Regions from separate parts of the Mus musculus genome. Here region 1 is linked to region 2. Evidence: chromatin loops called from intact Hi-C (ENCODE). Cell type or tissue: left cerebral cortex. All regions are shown on one strand. Each heading gives the region's core, and the rest is flanking DNA. Links, peaks and the distances in the headings are about the cores only.

Region 1 (8,948 bases), core at 3,179-7,178, 66 kb after region 2:
AGATAAAGGCGGTTTCTATTCTCACCACAGATTGTCTGCCTTTTGAAATACATTTTGTGGTCCATTCAGTCCATTTCCAGAGTATGAAAAGAACAGCGCATGGTAATTAAGAGCAGTCACTGCGCACGCAGCGGTATAGACATAATGGCTGGGATTATGGGCCCAATTTTCCCCACGTGCTTACTAGCAGATGCATTCACTCTGAGCCATACACCACACTGCAGAGCTGGGTTTGAGGCATCATAATTTGACGGCCTGTGTTTTACATTTCCAGAGAGTCCCTCTTTGGCACCAAAGACAATCTGATCAGTGGAGACACTGTGGGCTGCATAGCATCCACACCTTTCTGACATCCTGTCTGGGGACCCATCCAGCAGAGACGTTTCTCCCATGCACAAAACCCTCAATCAGTTCTAAAATATTGCTCTTACCTTGGACAATTTAGCATTTTGTATTTATTCACTTGTTTATTTTACTGCTTTGGAGTTTTTGAGACAAGTCTCATACAAGTTCAGGTGTGGTTTATAACTCGTAGCAATCCTTCTGTCTCAAACTTTCCTAGGGCTGTGATCACAGGCATGAAGCAACATGCCTGGCTTCATTCTTTCTTTCTTTTTCTTTTCTTTTTTCTTTTTCTTTTTTTGTCTGTGTGTGTTTTTTGTTTTTTGTTTTTTGTTTTTTGTTTTTTTTTTTGGACGTTTTCTTTATTTACATTTCAAATGTTTTCCCCTTTCCAGGTCTCCCCTTCAGAAGCCCCCTATCGTATCCCTCCTCCCCCTCTCTCTATGAGGGTGCTCCCCCACCCACCAACCACTCCCTTTTTTCCACCCAGGCATTCTCCTACACTGGGGCATCAAACACACTCGGGCCCAAGGGCCTCTGCTCCCACTGATGTCCAACAAGACCATCCTCTGCCACACATGCAGCCAGAGCCATGGGTCCCTCCATGTGTACTCTTTGCTTGGTGGTCCAGTCCCCTGGAACCAGGGGGTCTGGCCAGTTGACATTTTTGCTCACTCCATGAGGATGCAAATCCCTTCAGCTCCTTCGGTCCCTTCTCCAACTCTTCCATCGGGGATGCTGCGCTCAGTCCAATGTTTGGCTGGGTGCATCCACCTCTGTATTTGTCAGGCTCTGGCAGAACCTCTCAAGAGACAGCCATATAAGGCTCCTATCAGCAAGCACTTCTGGGCATCCAAAATAGCATCCAGGTTTGTTGAGTGTATAAGGGATGGCTAATATCCACTTATCAGTGAGTGTATACCGTGTGTTCTTTTGTGACTGAGTTACCTTACTCAGGATGATATTTTCAAGTTTCATCCATTTGCCTGCAAATTTCATGAAGTCATTGTTTTTAATAGCTGAGTAGTATTCCATTGTGTAAATGTACAACATTTCTGTATCTATTCCTCAGTTGAGGAACATCCGGGTTGTTTCCAGCTTCTAGATATTATAAATAAGGCTGCTATGAGCATAGTGGAGCATGTGTCCTTATTACATGTTGGAGCATCTTCTGGGTATATGCCCAGGAATAGTATAGCTGGATCCTCAGGTAGTAATATGTACAGTTTTCTGAGGAACTGCCAAACTGATTTCCAGAGTGTTTGTACCAGCTTGCAATCCCACCAGCAATGGAGGAATATTCTTCTTTCTCCACATCCTAGCCAGCATCTACTGTCACCTGAGTTTTTGAACTTAGCCATTCTGACTGGTGTGAGGTGGAATCTCATGGTTGTTTTGATTTGCATTTCCTGATGACTAAGGATGTTAAACATTTCTTTAGGTGCTTTTCAGCCGTTCCAGTTTTCACAGTTGAGAATTCTCTGTTCAGCTGTGTTTATCATTTTTAAATAGGGTTATTTGGTTCTCTGGAGCCTAACTTCTTGAGTTCTTTGTATATATTGGATATTAGCCCTCTATTGGATTTGGGATTGGTAAAGATCTTTTCCCAACCTGTTCGTGGCCATTTTGTCCTATTAACAGTGTCCTTTCCCTTACAGAAGCTTTGCAATTTTATGAGGTCCCATTTGTCAATTCTTGACCTTAGACCATAAGCCATTTCTGTTCAGGAAATTTTCCTCTGTGCCCATGTATTCAAGGCTCTTTCCTTCCTCCGGCCCTTTCTCTTCTATTAGATTCAGTGTATCTAGTTTTATGTGGAGGTCCTTGATCCATTTGGACTTGAGCTTTGTACAGGAAGATAAGAATGGATCAATTTGCTTTTTTCTTCATGTTCACTGCCAGTTGAACCAGCACCATTTTTTGAAAATGCTGTCCTTTTCCACTGGATGGTTTTAGCTCCTTTGTTAAAGATCAAGTGACCATACATGCGTGGGATCATTTCTGCGTCCTCAATTGTATTCCATTGATCTACCTGCCTGTCACTGTACCTATACCATGCAGTGTTTTTGTTTGTTTGTTTGTTTGTTTGTTTTTTATCACTGTTACTCTGTAGTACAGCTTGAGATCAGGGATGGTGATTCCCCCAGAAGTCCTTTTATTCTTGATATAAGTTTTCACTATCCTGGTTGTTTTGTTTTTGTTTTTTGTTATTCCCAATAAATTTGAGAATTACTCTTTCAAACTGCATGAAGAACTGAGTTGGAATTCTGATGGGGATTACATTGAAACTATAGATTGCTTTAGGCAAGATGGTCATTTTTACTATATTAATCCTGCCAATCCATGAGCATGGGAGAGTCTTTCAACTTCTGAGATCTTCTTCAATTTCTTTCTTAAGAGACTTGAAGTTCTTGTCATACAGATCTTTCACTTGCTTGGTTAGAGTCACACCAAGATATTTTATATTGTTTGTGAATATTGTAAAGGGTGTCATTTCCCTAATTTCTTTCTCAGCCTGTTTATCCTTTCAGTATAGGAAGGCTACTGACTTGTTTGTGATAATTTTATATCCAGAGACTTTGCTGAAGTTGTTTAACAGCTATAGGAGTTCTCTGGTGGAATTTTTGGGGTCACTTAGGTATACAATAATGTAATCGGAAAATAGTGGTAGTTTGATTTTTTTTCTGTCCCAATTTGTATCCCTTTGACCTCCTTTTGTTGTCCAATTGTTCTAGCTCGAAATTCAAGTATTATATTGAATAGATAGGGAGAGAGTGGGCAGTCTTGTCTAGTCCCTGATTTTAGTGGGATTTCTCCAAGTTTTTCTCCACTTAGTTTTGATGTTGGCTACTGGTGTGCTGTATATTGCTTTCACTATGTTTAGGTATGGGCCTTGAATTCCTGATCTTTCCAAGACTTTTAACATGAAGGGATGCTGAATTTTGTCAAATGATTCTTCAGCATCTCCTGGCTTCATTCTTAATCATGTAATTTGCATCTCCAATGAAATTATTTCAAGGCAGCAGAGCCTATCCTTCATTAATTGATAAAGTGGGAAATGCCAGTAGAAAAGAAGTCTCTTGCCAGAAATCCATGTCATTGGGCAGAGCGGGAGGGTGTTTGATCTCAGCTTTAGCTGATTTCAAAGACAGTGTCTTCTGCAATGCCAAGAGAATGAGAATGGGATCTTAAGGATCAGATTCAAGTTCTAGTCTCACCTTTAAGCATGTAGCCTTGATGAAATTACAAACTTTCCATGCACTTCAATTTTTGCCATCCTCTGCTATTTTAGGGGGCCCATAGTGCCACCTTGGATGAATTTGTTCTATATAGTAGCAACTAAAAGTACCAAGGTACTAGAAATTACTCCATTTAGAAGCTATCTTGTTCATTTAGTTTTGTTTAATTTTTAATCACATTTATTTACCATTGTTCTGGAGAGAGTAAAGGACATATACAGAGGACATGGGGAAGTTAGAGGACAACTTGGAGAGTCAGATTTCTCTTTCCAACATGTGGCTCCCCAGTTCTGAGTTCAGGTGAGCTTGACAGCAAGACCCTTTACCTGCTGGGCCACCTCACTAGCTCCCTTGTTTTGTTTTTGAGCCAAAGTCTCCTCACATGACCCAGTCTAGCTTTGAACTCAGCACTTAATGTGGGATTACAAGCCTATACTGCCTTATCAGCTTTTGTTTGATTAGCAACCAAAGGTGTTAAATTTAGTTGCTTTCCTATTTTAATCATAATAAAAACCAATCTAAGTTTGAAAGAGTGTTGAGCTGAGCTGTCCAATATCTATGTCTGTTTGTATAAGTTACAAAGTCCTAATATTGATCCGTGATTTGATACCAAGAAAAAGCATATAATTTCAAGTGTATCCATTCATATAAAAATACAAGCATGTTTATCAAAGTGATTCCAACTTGAATAGGTAAGAAAGAAAGAAACTGCTATAGAGCATGGTGATACTGGTATCTCTCTTATTTCCATTCAAGATGAAAACCTCAAGCCAGAGCTGGGGAGATAGCTCAGTAGGTAAAGTACTTGTCATACAACCAGAAAGACTTAAGAGGATTGCAAGAACCCAAGTAAAAGCTGGGCATGGTTGAACACATCTGAAAGCCCAGGACCGGGAGACTGAGACAGGTGGATCGTGGGGGCTTTTAAAAAGCTCCAAGTTCAGGAAGAGACCCTGTTCCAAGAAAGTAAGACGGAGAGTCTGGCATGTGACACAGCAGGTAAAATTGTTTCTAGAAAATCTTGAGAGCTAAAATTCCTCTCCTTGGGACCCACATAAAAGTTAGGTGGATACAGCAGGCTTCCTGTAATGGCAGCCTTGGAAGCCAGAGACAGGGAAGCCCAAGCACAAGCTGGTTGTCTAGACTAAGACAGGGAGATCTAGCTTTAAATGGGAGATCTTGTCCAACATCTAAGCTAGAGAGATAAAGGGATATCTTGACATCATCCTCTGGCTTCTATGCACGTCCATCCCATCCACATGAATAAGTACATGCATATATCTGTGCACACATGCTGGCTTAGTCAGGGTTCTCTACAGTAACAGAACTTACCAAATGACTCTCTGTTTATATAGAAAGGGGGGTTATTAGAATGACTTCCTCCTAATCCAACAATAGCCAACTGTGGACGGAGAGTCCAAGAATAGGTAGTAGGTGTTCACTCCACAAGGCTGGATATCTTAGCTGGTCTTGAGTATAGACCAGAATCCGGAAGAAGTAGGCTCTGATGCCATTGAAGGAACAGACTTAATAACAAAGAGAGGGCAATTAGGCAAAGAGCCAAAGCTTCTGTCCTCTGTATCCTTATGTAGACTTCTGGTAGAAGGTTTGGCTCAGATCAAAGTTTTGCCTTCCCCTGTCAAGACACAAATTAAAGGCATGTGACTTCCATCTGGGAATTTACATAATTCTAGATGTAAACCAAGAATACATATCACAGATGCAAATACTGAGTACACATACACAACACACAACACACAAATACACACAGGCCACCAGCTGATTCTCACAGCGAATCGTGAGTGCCACTGCACAGCAGGGCAGGGTAGCCTAGTGACTGAATTCCTCCCTCCAACTCAGTTGTCTGCTTATGAGAGCCCTCAGTGTATCTCTGGCTCAGTTTTCCCAAGGTGTCAAAAGAACCTTAGCTTTTATGTGAAGCAGAGTGTTTGCTCCTTACTCGTGAAGTTTCCACTTTTGTGGGGCAGATTGTAGGTGGGCGAGATGAAGATTCCAGATTTGGAAATAGGAGCAACTTCTTGGCACAATGGTCTGTCATAAAATGATCACAAGAGCAGTGTTACCCAGCTGTGTCTCTCAACTGCAGTTTCCCCATCTGTAAATATAGATATTAGTTGCAACTACATGGGATATTAGGGGATTAAATAAGTTATGAACTAGTGAGCACTATATAAGTATAAATCATTATAACATGATCATTATTTTATATATATTAAGACCAAAGGGCATAACCTCTTTTAAATAATTATTCTTCACTCCTTTTCTCTCTTACATATTACATATCTAATTTTATCCTAGCAGAGTTTTGCTTTCTAAACCAGATTGTACTGAGCCTTCATGCATACCATGGCGTGCCTAGGAGTGAGTGTTCCCGTTTACCTGTAACAACAGCTATTAGTGGTTGGGTGATGGCTTAGGGCTCTTTCACAGAGTCCTGTTTCCTCCTTAGGTGTTATTCTGCCTCGTTAGGGAGAGAAAACCAGAGGAGCTGTCATATGCCACCTGTCATTCCTCTAGATTTAGACATGAAAATTGATTCCAGACAGAAGAAAGAAAATGAGCTCCACTCATCTGTGGTCCTCATCTCTGAGTGGCCCCATGTCTTTAAGGAGCCATCAAGGATGTAACAGAAAGCATCTTACATTGAGATGCCAGAACGAAGCCATTTTGTATTTCACAGAGGGTTGGATTTTGTGGACTCCCCTCTGAAATATCTGGTTATTATGTACTTATTATTTGTAAAATAAAATGTGTCTTTTATACAGCCCTTGCTGCCCTGTCTTCAAAGTCCAAATCTCCAGCAGATGCCTATGTTGGCTGCTTCACCAAATGCTTTTACTTACCAAAACTCAGTTGCCTACCTTAATATTGACATGGGTCTCTGAGGCGTTCTGCGAGTTAGCACTTTTTTAAAAAAATACATAATTTAACATCTTGTCTGTTTCTCCCAGAGAAGATGAAGTGACAAAGAAAAACACCAACGTTAGTACAGAGTGAGCAGCTACAGGAGAAGTCAGCAACCACACAGAGAAAGAAGGGATAATGGTACTACGAATGTAGATGAAATCATTACTATAATTGAACAATAGATAGCATCACAATGTATCTGGGACTTGAGTTAATTTGTCTTTGGTTGGTGCGTGTTGTCTGTTTGCTCTAGTTCGAGTTTTGAACATCCATGATAAGTAGGAGACAGCCTGGAACAGCAATACAGACTAGTGGGAAGGGACCTATTCCTAAATCAGCACTATATTCTCTGTGTTAACTGAAGTGAAATCCCAATGGGAAAAGCAGAATGTGCCCCATTGTCTGCTGCACGGAGGCCCTGAGGTCTGAGCCTCCTTCACCATCAGGTGCCTACATGCATCTTTTCTATCTGCTCGGGCTCGTGCTTATGCCCACTGCCATTCCCTCACTACATGAGCCTGGGAACACGGATTACTGGCTTATTTTTGCAGGTTGATTTAAAAATCAATTCTATCTGAACGAATCCATTATGGCCAGTATTACATGACACAAACAACTGTAGGCGTATTTCGTGTCTTTTTCCATTTTCATATCTCTTTATTATACAAATGTTTGTACATCCCCACTACATGACCACATCTAGGCTAGGCACAGAGAAACTCCACATCATGTGAGGTTGATAAGACAGGGTGCTTTAAGGGGCATTCACAAGCATTCACAAGAAGAGGGCCTTTGTCCAGATCAATGCTCTTGACATTGGGGATTGGTTTTAGTAAATGTCCTGTACTCTGTGACCTATAGAGCAAACAAACCTCTCAATCAAACTAAATTCCAATAGCACCTCTTCCACAGTCAGGGCATTCAAATATGTCATGAGACATTGTCTGGAAATGTCCTCAAAAGGATCAATTAACTCTATCTGAGAACCACTGACACAAGGCTGGACAGCATTGAGTATGGTGAAGTCATATTACCAACTGTAGGCCACAGTGCAGTATACTTCCAATGGCCCCTGGACATTGGCTTTCTAATTTATAGCCCATGACACAGAGACAATGACTTAATCTCTCTGGGCTTCAGTTTTCTATGTGTAAAATTTGGATAAGAATACATTATGATGATGACAATGGTGATCAGCAATGTGTCACTTGTATATCTTTCTCCTCTCTGGATGGTACACTACTTCTTCAGAGTAAGAACCTGTATGGCTATCTTTTAATCTAGCCTCATGACACCTTCACAGAGACATCAGTGCTAAGAAAGGAATGTGATGCCTTTGACTCAAGCCTTGGTTTTCTGGTCAAGTCATGGAACCCAGCCACACAGCTCCTGAACACCAGGCCTATGTATCAGTGCAGAGACAAAAGCTGTGAGGAACATTAGCAGCTATTCAGAGCTGGGGGGAAGATCAAAGGAATTAACTACTAGGATAGTCTTCCCTGAATAGTTGCACATAGTGTGTTCCCAAATAAACATCTGGATGTGGGGACAGATGCCAGAGGGGTGGCAGAGGTAACTTCCACATTCCACATTGCTCCAGGTAGCAAGGACACTTTAAATTAGTGGTTTTCAATCTGTGGGTCATGACCCCTTTGGGGGGAGGGAATGAAAGAACCCTTTCACAGGAGCCACATATCAAATATCCTGCATATCATATATTTACATTATGATTCATAACAATAGGAAGGTTGAGAATCACTGCTCTAGATGGTCTCCCTAATCCAGGGAGAACCTCAGGGATAGCCAGCATCTGCCCCATGACCTTTTGTGTTTTAATGCAGCATCTACAATTCTTTTGCCCTGCACCAATTAAGGAATACATGAACATTCATAGGATCAGGTTCTCATAGGTACCAGCTGTGTCTCTTTCACTGTATCACCTGAACAAGCTGTGGGAGTCCTCAGATGACAGGATGGCAGGATTTCTATACCTTCTCCTAAGCAGCTGTCCATCTCACCTCAGAACCTTATCACTCCAGCTAGACTGGGATTCTTCAGCCCACAGATGGGCTTGTTCACATTCTCAGAAACAGCGAAGGTTTCTATTGTTCTGATGAAACAATAGAGCCAAAAACCAACTTGGAGAGAAAAACATTTGCTTCTAAACAATTTTATAGTCTGTCATCCAAGGAAGTCTGGACGGGAACTCAAGGCACAAAGCTAGAGGGAGGAGCTGGAACAGAGACGATGGGGCTCTATATATTGGCTTGTTCAGTCTCCTTCACACAGCACTCCGAACTACCTGCGCAGCGATAGCGTCACCCACAGTGGGCCAGTCCCTCTCACATTATATTAGTCATTAACTAAGGAAATGCCTCCCAGCCTCATCTTACTGCAATCTTTTCTCAGCTGCGGTTCCCTCCTTTCAGATGACTCTAG
Region 2 (8,948 bases), core at 1,836-5,835:
AGCTGCCTTGTCTACTCTCAGTGGGAGAGGATGTGCTTCATCTGGCAGAAACTTGATGTGCCAGGGTATGGGGATAGTCAGGGGGACCCCACTCTTAGAGGAGAAGGGAGAGGGAGTGGACTAGAGAATCTGTGAGAAAGATATTGGGGAAGCAGGGTTTGGGAAGTAAATTAAAAAAAAATTAATAACAGAAAAAAATCTTTGCAAAGTATTGGCTGGCTATCTAAGGTTTAGAAAATAAAAATACCCCATATTCACAACAAACCATAAAGTTAAGTACCCTCACACTAATTTTGTCAGGGAAGATATTGGTAGTAAAAGAAGACAGGAGATTTATATTTAAAAAAATTATCAGGAGGACTAAAGAGATGGCTCAGCAATTAAGAGTGCTTGTTGCTCTTCCATAGAATCCAAGATACTTCAAGTGACCCATCAAGCCACATAACTTCAGGTCAGGTATCAGATGCCTTTCTCTGACCTCTATATATGCCTATATGCAATACACTCACACAGAGAAGTACACATAAGCAGAAATAAAACTTAAAATGGAAAAAAAAGAAAAAGAGCTGAAACAGACCAAGCCCTGGAGATAGCTGGTTATCTTTCACAAAGGCAAAATCTAGGAAAGATGATCACATGATTATATAGCTTTAACTATTTCATTTCCTGTGCACATCCACCATGATGTTTTGGCTTATAAATGTTTTTTTTCCTATAGTATTTGCATTAAAGGAAAGATTAAGCATATTTTGTATATCTTTCAAAATAGTGATTTGAGATTTCTCTAACATCTATAGCCAAGCTACATAAGTGCCCTCATTCTCCTGTTTCCCACGATGGCTCTATCAGGAGTATTAGTGCATGGTACTAGGTTTAGGGAATTAGCATCAATACAGCATCAGTCTCTACACCTCCAGCACTGACCTTAAAATTTAGCATGCACGAAGCTTCCCTCTAGATAGAGTTGTGAAATGCAAACAGTAGCAGACAAAACTTCACAATGAGAAGACAGTGCAAAGAAATTATGTGTTTCTCCAGAGCCACAGAGCAATTAGGGAGCGGTAATCCTGACGTCCGTGGCTGCCAAATTTACTATACCTGTCACTTCACAAACATAGAAACATTTGTTCATTCGCCTACTCTTGTATTCAACCATAGAAGTACTATTTACGGTATCAGTAACTACAACAGCCATCGTTTGCGTGACAAACAGCATGGTAAGCCCTTTCCTTGCAGGATATCATTGAACTCAAGCAACCGCTCTCTGATATAGGTGGTGTGTTTTTCAAATTATAGATGAAGAAGTGAAGCCCAAGGAACATAAACATCTTGCCCAAAGTCACACCAACCGTGAGTGGTAGCTCCAGAAATGGAATCCAGATTTCTATTTGGTTTGGTTTTACTTCAGCGAAGCACATATAAAGTTACTCCTACATGTATTTCTCATTCTTTCAACAACAGTGGGGTCTACTAAGTATCATACACTACTAGTCAGAGCCTGAGAGACAAGAGTGGTAAATTCTTTCCTTTATGTCAGCCTCCAGATTAGCATGGATTCAAAAGAGACACGAGATAATACTGGATTTAACTGAGTTACATTGGATTAGACTAGAGGGGTTTTTATATTTGAATTTACTTGATTGACCTTGAGTACAGCTAAGTGCATTTCTCACACACATGACGGGATAAGAATAATAAAGGCATGTGGTTAGATAGAGTGCTCACTGACTAACAAGCTTCTTATGAAAGTGCAAGAATCTGAGGTTAGGCCCATATCCATTGAAAGGATATGAACATGGTTACATACACTGGTAACCCCAGCAATGGGAGTCAGGGACAGGAGGATTTCAGGAGCTTGTGTGGCCAAGGATTCTAGCCAAATGGCTGATCTAAGAGTTTAATGAGAGACTTGACCTCAAAGCAAAACTAGATGAAGAGGAACTGGAGACATGGCTTCACAATGAAGAGAATTTGCTGCTTTTTCAGGGGAATGAAGTTTAGTGCACAGTACTCACATTAGGGAACTCACATTAGCCTGTGATTCCACCACCAGAGATTCTACTGCTCTTTTCTGGCCTCCATGAACACCTGAATGTGTGTATATGCACATACATGCATACATAGATAGATAGATAGATAGATAGAGATAGATAGATTAATAGGTTGATAGAGATAGATCTTTAACAAACAAGGAGAAGAACAATGGATAAAGATACCAGATCCCAACCTCTGACCACATTTGCTCATTCATGCAGATGCCTAAACATGCACATACCACATACACACAAATAAATAAGATAGAATTGATAGAATAAAAAATAATAAATGTCTTTTGTTCTGAAAATGGTTCCCACAGGAAGTGAGTAAACAATTATTAATTTTCTATGACCCTTAAGCAAATCAAATGACACTTCTCTATGACAGCAAAGGCATTTGGGGTAGATTCAGGGTCATAGCACATGACCCTGGTCTTTAACCTGCTGAACATGGCATTCCTTTTTAGAGAAATCACCCAGTACTAAGGGTAATGCCCTACAAAGAGAAAAGACCTCACACAGAAAAGCCTCATTCCTTGTCTGCACTTTCAGCTTGCTGTTTATGTGCCCTTGTGCTGATTAATTACCAAGGCCCCAAGTACGCACTTCTGCAAACTGGGGCTAATGACATCTACGTTAGCGCACTTGGATGAGAATTAATGATTTTCGTGCAGATGTACAAGCTCTATTACTTGACACAAAGGAATCGCTCACTAAATATTACCTTCACTTTCATTTCAGTTCTGCCCCCAAACATAGGCCCCTGGCGATCCTGAAGAGTATCTACTTAGCATTTCATAAACTACAGTCTATAAAACAGGGGTACTAGGGACAAATATGCTAGGAAGCCCTGCATACCTTGCTCCCACTCTGAAGATTCACAGTGGATATTGGCATATAATGGTTGTAGGAAGCCCTGGTGTACAAAAAAAATCCGACAACAACAACAACAACAAAACCCAGCTATTTGCTATGAGCTTTGCATATTAACTTATCACTGCAGTTTTGCCCACTCATATGGGTATCTGCCAACTCACTTTATTGTATTTTTTATTTTGTTTATTTATGAATTCCTGCATTACTTCATTTGCTATTTAATCAGTGGGTGAATGTATGAAGCTATTTGAAAAAAGCAATGCCATGCCACATCTACAAATTTAATGTGTTCCAACAAGAGAGTCAAGATTCTAACGGTTCTTTTCCCCTCGGGAAAGCAAGGATGCTTTTGGGAGTGCTCCCTCGCTTCTATTACTGAGTTCTCTGATCTCCTTCAGAGCAGATGGCTCCTCTCTGTTACCTAATACACTAGTCATGGCAGATTCTCCGGAGCTGATTCTTCTTTACATTGCAAATTGATGACGATGATTAACTGTGTACTCTCTGAGCTCGTGGGTTGAACACGCATGCGCAAGCTTTTCTCTGACTTGGTCTTTGTTCGAGCAGTTCCTGCCACAAAGTGCACCCTTCCCCTGTACAACTGGAGGTTTGAAGTTTAGTTAATACATGCCCCAGTCTTTGCTTATGTTCTGCTTCCCCTGTGGCGCTTTTACCTGGCTTCTTCCCACTGGAGTTTCTTACTTCCCCGTGGTGTGCCCATCCAGCATTTCTGATATCACATAGAAAGTAGTTGAGTGGATTTTCTGACTACACACATTTTAGCAATGTTACCTGTCAGGTTGGTAGATGACTCTGTTTAAATCCCAACTATGAAATAAGGTCATTATTGACATTGTTTGCATGGTATTATAGTGGCTACAACATCTATGTTTAATCCCTCTCAAAGACATCCTGAAATGAATGTTACCAGCATCGCTTTTGCTAAACCTGTCGGTCTGTTTAGTTGCATGATTAGCTCTGTATAGGCTGCTCTACCAGTCAGTTAATAGCCATTACTTCTTATATTCTTTATTTGGATGCTCGGCCCAGTGCTTAGTAAACACATATGAACTTGAATTTAACTGATGACTAAGCATGTTAGTGAACATAAGGTTGACCCTGTTTTCCTTCCATGCCTATGAAGACTGTAGTTAAGACTCTAAAGTTGTTAACTGTAGACTGGTGGTGTTTTTCAGAAATTGCTTATTAAATCTGGGAGTTATCCAAAAGTTTGATGTGTAACCTTTTGATTTGATCACGCAACTTTACTATACAAAATTCACACCCAAGAACCGTGCAACCAAGTTACAAAAAAATAATGATAAAGCATCAATGTTTTAAGAAAGTTTATGATTGTTTAGTTGGACAGCATCTTTAGCTATCCTTGAGGCTCATGCCTGAAGGCCACAAAGTGGATATGTCTGCTAGGTATCTTTTAAGCACCATGATTTTTTTCTCTTCCTTACTTGCTTTTAGAGACATAGTCTAGTTATGTACACCTGGCTGGCCTAGATCTCACTAGATAGACCAAGCTGGCCTTGAACGTACGGCAATGTTCTCTTCTCAATGTTCTTTGGCTCTGCTTCTCAATGTCCTCCATTACAAATTTGTGCTACCCTGCTGAGCTGGGTATCTTACAGATCCTCATTGAGAGCCCCCAAGTTCTCAGTCATTGGAAACTGAGAAGTCAGTACAAGTATTTTCCCATCATCCTTTTCCTGGCTACCTTATTGTGGATGTACACTGGCCATTGATTCCAAGAGAGAAATCATTGCAAAGGGACATGGGGTTAGCCTGAGGTGGGTGAGCAATAGCAGAGTAATTTCTTTTGAACCATATTCACTATTCAAAAAGACTTTTCTAGGCAAGATACTGGCCTAGTAGTTGCTAAGAGTGATGCAAAAGAAAAAAAAGTTAAAGAAACCAATAATTCTCAATACAAGACCCTCAACCTTTCCTAATTGCCTTTATTCCTCAACCCTTTGAAATGAACTGTACCTACATGACTCCCACCTGACCTTCCATAACCACACATCCCAGGTTTGTTTACTGTGAAATATGCCAAGCTCCTACTTCCCTCTGACTATACTGAGACAGAAATTAATATTTATGCAGATCACACTATGCCTAAAACGTCATATAACAATCTAAGAAATTCTTACAAAACCTTGGGCTCTAGGTAGAATGATTCATTTTGATACATTAAATGGGAAGATTATAAATAGCACCTACAGAGAATGTGTTGCTTCTCAGGCACAGAAGGAGCACAGAGTGGGGATTGCAGTGTGTGGGGGGATGGGGGGTGGGGGTACAGAATAATGATCAGAAACACATACTGTTCTTGTCTTCACTAGCCTGGCAGCTAAATGACTCAGCAGTAATTTTGTTTATAGGAGAGTTTTCAGTTTCAGAATAACCCTAACTACAAATAATCTCTGTTATAGAAATGGGAGTGGCAAGTTAGGATGCTTTAGATGTATAATAGCAGAGTTACTTTTCTGCAGAACCTCACAACATTGTTGAATAGTAACAAACAACTCCGTTCTTGTTAGCTAAAGATTCTCACCAATGTGAGCAGCTTAACTAACCTTCTTCATTAGGGAACGAATCCTGAACACATAAGGTTATTGCTGTAAGAGAACTAGTCAGGGTTCTCTGCAAGAGAACTGGTCAGGGTTCTCTGAAAGAATTAAAGGAGGGAAAGACCAGGTAATACCTTGTATACCTTGCAGTATGGAAGTAGATCTGGGCAGAGAAGTCAGCAGGCAGAAGCTGGGAGGGTACTGAATGGCACTGTATCACCATGAGAGGAGGTGACTCTAATGAGTAAAAACAAAATAAAGCCGGGCAGGGGTGGCACATGCCTTTAATCCCAGCACTTAGGAGGCAGAGGCAGGTCGATTTCTGAGTTCGAGGACAGCCTGGTCTACAGAGTGAGTTCCAGGAGAGCCAGGGCTATACAGAGAAACCCTGTAAATAGCACGTGCCAGAAGTGTAGGGTGTAACTGTATTAAGATGGAGGAAGGTTCCTATGGTTACCTATCTAGGTTCCATGGCTTGGTACTCAGAGATACTTATTGGGGAATTTCCTTGTAGGTCGGTGAGTCTGAACTTTTAAAAGCAACCAATATGGCTGTGAAATAAGTTGTCCTAAGACAATTTTGAGAAATACTATTGGAGCAAATAAAGAGATTTAATAACAAAGCTTTGAGGGGAAAAAATATATTTTCAAGAAGTGACAGGGGATAGAGACAACAAAGGAAGTAAGTAGGAAGTGGGGGTGAGGAAAGGTAGCCCAGGACAGGATCCCCAGACCCGATATGTTGGGATTGAATGAGCATGGAATGGAGCAGAATAGTTTCCAGAATTGTGTTTAAACGGAAAGTAAACCAGCTGGAATGATCGACGGCATTCAGTTTATTTTCTAAATGTTTGTGATCTTCAATGAATTCCCTTGCTTGGAATTTTCAGTAGATAGGATAAAAACAGAGACAGGATTTTCTCTCACCAAATATTTTAATGGAAACTTTTAAGAATACACCAGAGTTGAAAAAAAAATGTTATGATGATCCCCGAGTAAGTATATCCACTTCCTAGACTCTTCCATTAATATTGACTTGGTGACTTATAGCTTATCTATATATCTACTCTTCCATCTGCTTTTCAGTGCATTTCAAAGTTAATTGCAGACATGAACACATTTCTTCCTAAATAATTCAGGATACACATCACTAACTAGAGTTCAATATTTGTTTACAGTTGTTAATGCACAATTTCTGTGCAATGAAATGCATGATTATTAAGTATACATTCACTGAATATTGACAATTGCACGCACCTGGGCAGCCCAAACATCCATCCAAATGTGAAACATTGCTATCACTCCCCTTCCAAGCAGCAGCGTTATTCTAACCTCTTCTGCTCTGTATATTTCTTCTGTTTATGAATTTCATATAAATGCAATCATACACTATGTTCTTGGCTACATAAGGCTTCATTTACGGAGCAAAATGGTTTTGAGATTCAGCCATGTTGTTGAAAGCATTTTATTCATGAATAATCAATTCAGTGAATCTACTGAAGTTTGTTTATCTGTTCTCCTACTGAAGGTTAGCTGGGCAGTCTCAGCACCGAGTGACCATGAAAACAGCCTGTGGAAGTCCTTTGTGACTGTTTTCCTTTGTCCCAGGTAAATACTCAAGAGTAGAGAATTTTCTGTGTTTTGGTCCTGACCCTTTGTCAGATGTGTGTATTGTAGATTGTAATTGCTCTCGGGGCTTATTATTCATCTTATTTACAGGATCTTCCCAATGAGCAATAAGCTTTCATTTTTATGAATTCAAAGTTGTCATTTTCCTTCCATGGTTACCTCTTTTAATGGACTGTGTACAAACTGTCTGCCTATTCCAATTCATGAAAACACTCTGGGTTTACTAAAACTTTATACCTTTGTTCTACATGTAATCCATGAAGCTTCATGAATGTTTTTAAATACATTCCAATTTCATTTTTACCCTCTCGGTCCATTTACTAGGATATAATAGCTCCTTTTGCCATTGGATTAATTTCATGCTTTTCAAAAAATTGATCCTCACATTAGGACATCTCTAACTCTAGGATCTCTCTCCAGGCCTTTGACCCATCTCTTCATTCCTAGGCCCAAGCAATACCCTCCAGAATAGTCGTTCCCAACCTTCCTAATGCAGTTCCTCAGGTTGTGGTGACCCCAACCTTAAACTGATTCTGTTATTTCTCCATAGCTGGAGTTTGTTTTGTTATGAATCATAATGTAAATATCTGATATGCAGGATATGGGTCATGACCCACAAGTGGAGAACTGTTGCTTTAGATCATTGTAGCCTTAGAGGTAGTGCGTACAATTTTATTTATCATTTTCAAGACTGACTTGGATACACTGTGTATTTATATCAGTGTGAATTTCCAAACAAGATTGTCATTATATAATTGCTTCCTCAGAAAGCATCCTGTATTGTTAAGAGAATTGAGAGTTTAATACAATTGCACCAAACCATATCTTAGTACCTTATTTAATTTCTGCCCATAAATATGTCTTAGTTTCATTGTAGGATCTTGCAAAAATCTTTTCTTACACCTCCTTGACATATTTTGCATCCCAAAATATGGATTGTTTTAATTTTCCTAGCACTTGATGCTATAATATGAACAAATATGTAATTGATCTTTATGTATTAGTCTTTGATAGCCTAGCTAATTTCAGTCATCATTCTCAGTAGCTCATAAATTTCATAGCATTTTCTGCCCAAACAACAAGGTCATTTGTAATTATCTTTTCAGTCTCTGGCCTTTTGGTTGTTCATCTTGATTTTTTTGCCATTTTTGAGGATTTTAAAAATGAGCCCTATATTTACATCATTTCCCCCTCCCTTCATTTCTCCTGTGACCCCCCTGAACAACTTCACAAATCCCTAGCTTCTTATTCTTTAATGATTACATTTTCATATAAACATGTTAACTCATGCATATCAATTTCAAAATAGAGCTTATTGAGTCCACTACGTGTTGTACATATGTATTTATATTTTAGAGCTCCCCTCTTGGGATTAGATAACCTATCTGGGACCTTATTCTTGGAGCTATTGATTCTCTCTCTGCAGCAGTCGTTAACTGCCTGTAGCCCTTCATCTGGGGGTGGGACCTTATGAGATTTCCCCCATGTACGTTGACATGTCAGTTTGGGTTGTCAATATTTGCTGTTTTGGTTTTCTTTTTTCTTTCTTCCTTTTTTTATTTTATTTTTTTAAGTAACCACAGTGTTGAAATTTCATGGATACACTAATCCTACCATATATAGAAGACACTATCTCACAGCAGACATCCTGATCCTCTAGCTCTTGTAATTTTCATCTTCCATCATGTTCCTGGAGCCTTGGGTGAGGGGTTACATTGGAGATGTGTCAGTTAGGACTGGATATGCTGTGATTAGTTGGTCTCTGCAATTTAGCCAATCGTGGCTTTCTGCAGAGGTCTGAGTCTGTTGAAAACCAAAGGAAAAAG

The links. A loop is a pair of places that touch in the nucleus more often than their neighbours do. Peaks named below come from ENCODE experiments on the same cell type or tissue, not always from the same donor. Only the 100,000 strongest peaks of a DNase experiment are listed, where the experiment ranks them.
Region 1: a loop joins it to region 2, with 2.3 times the contacts of the local background. A loop is called at or near these places in 2 of 42 quality-filtered maps.

What each region holds. Positions count from the first base shown.
Region 1 is chr7:95,761,411-95,770,358 of GRCm38, forward strand. No RefSeq gene overlaps it. Among named protein-coding and RNA genes, the nearest start is that of Gm39049, 9.6 kb to the right of the region's middle. In left cerebral cortex, for the core only: no CTCF peak of the experiment used is centred there; DNase peaks (open chromatin) are centred at 5,560, 6,046 and 6,430; H3K27ac peaks cover 994 bases.
Region 2 is chr7:95,696,337-95,705,284 of GRCm38, forward strand. No RefSeq gene overlaps it. Among named protein-coding and RNA genes, the nearest start is that of Gm39049, 75 kb to the right of the region's middle. In left cerebral cortex, for the core only: no CTCF peak of the experiment used is centred there; a DNase peak (open chromatin) is centred at 3,382.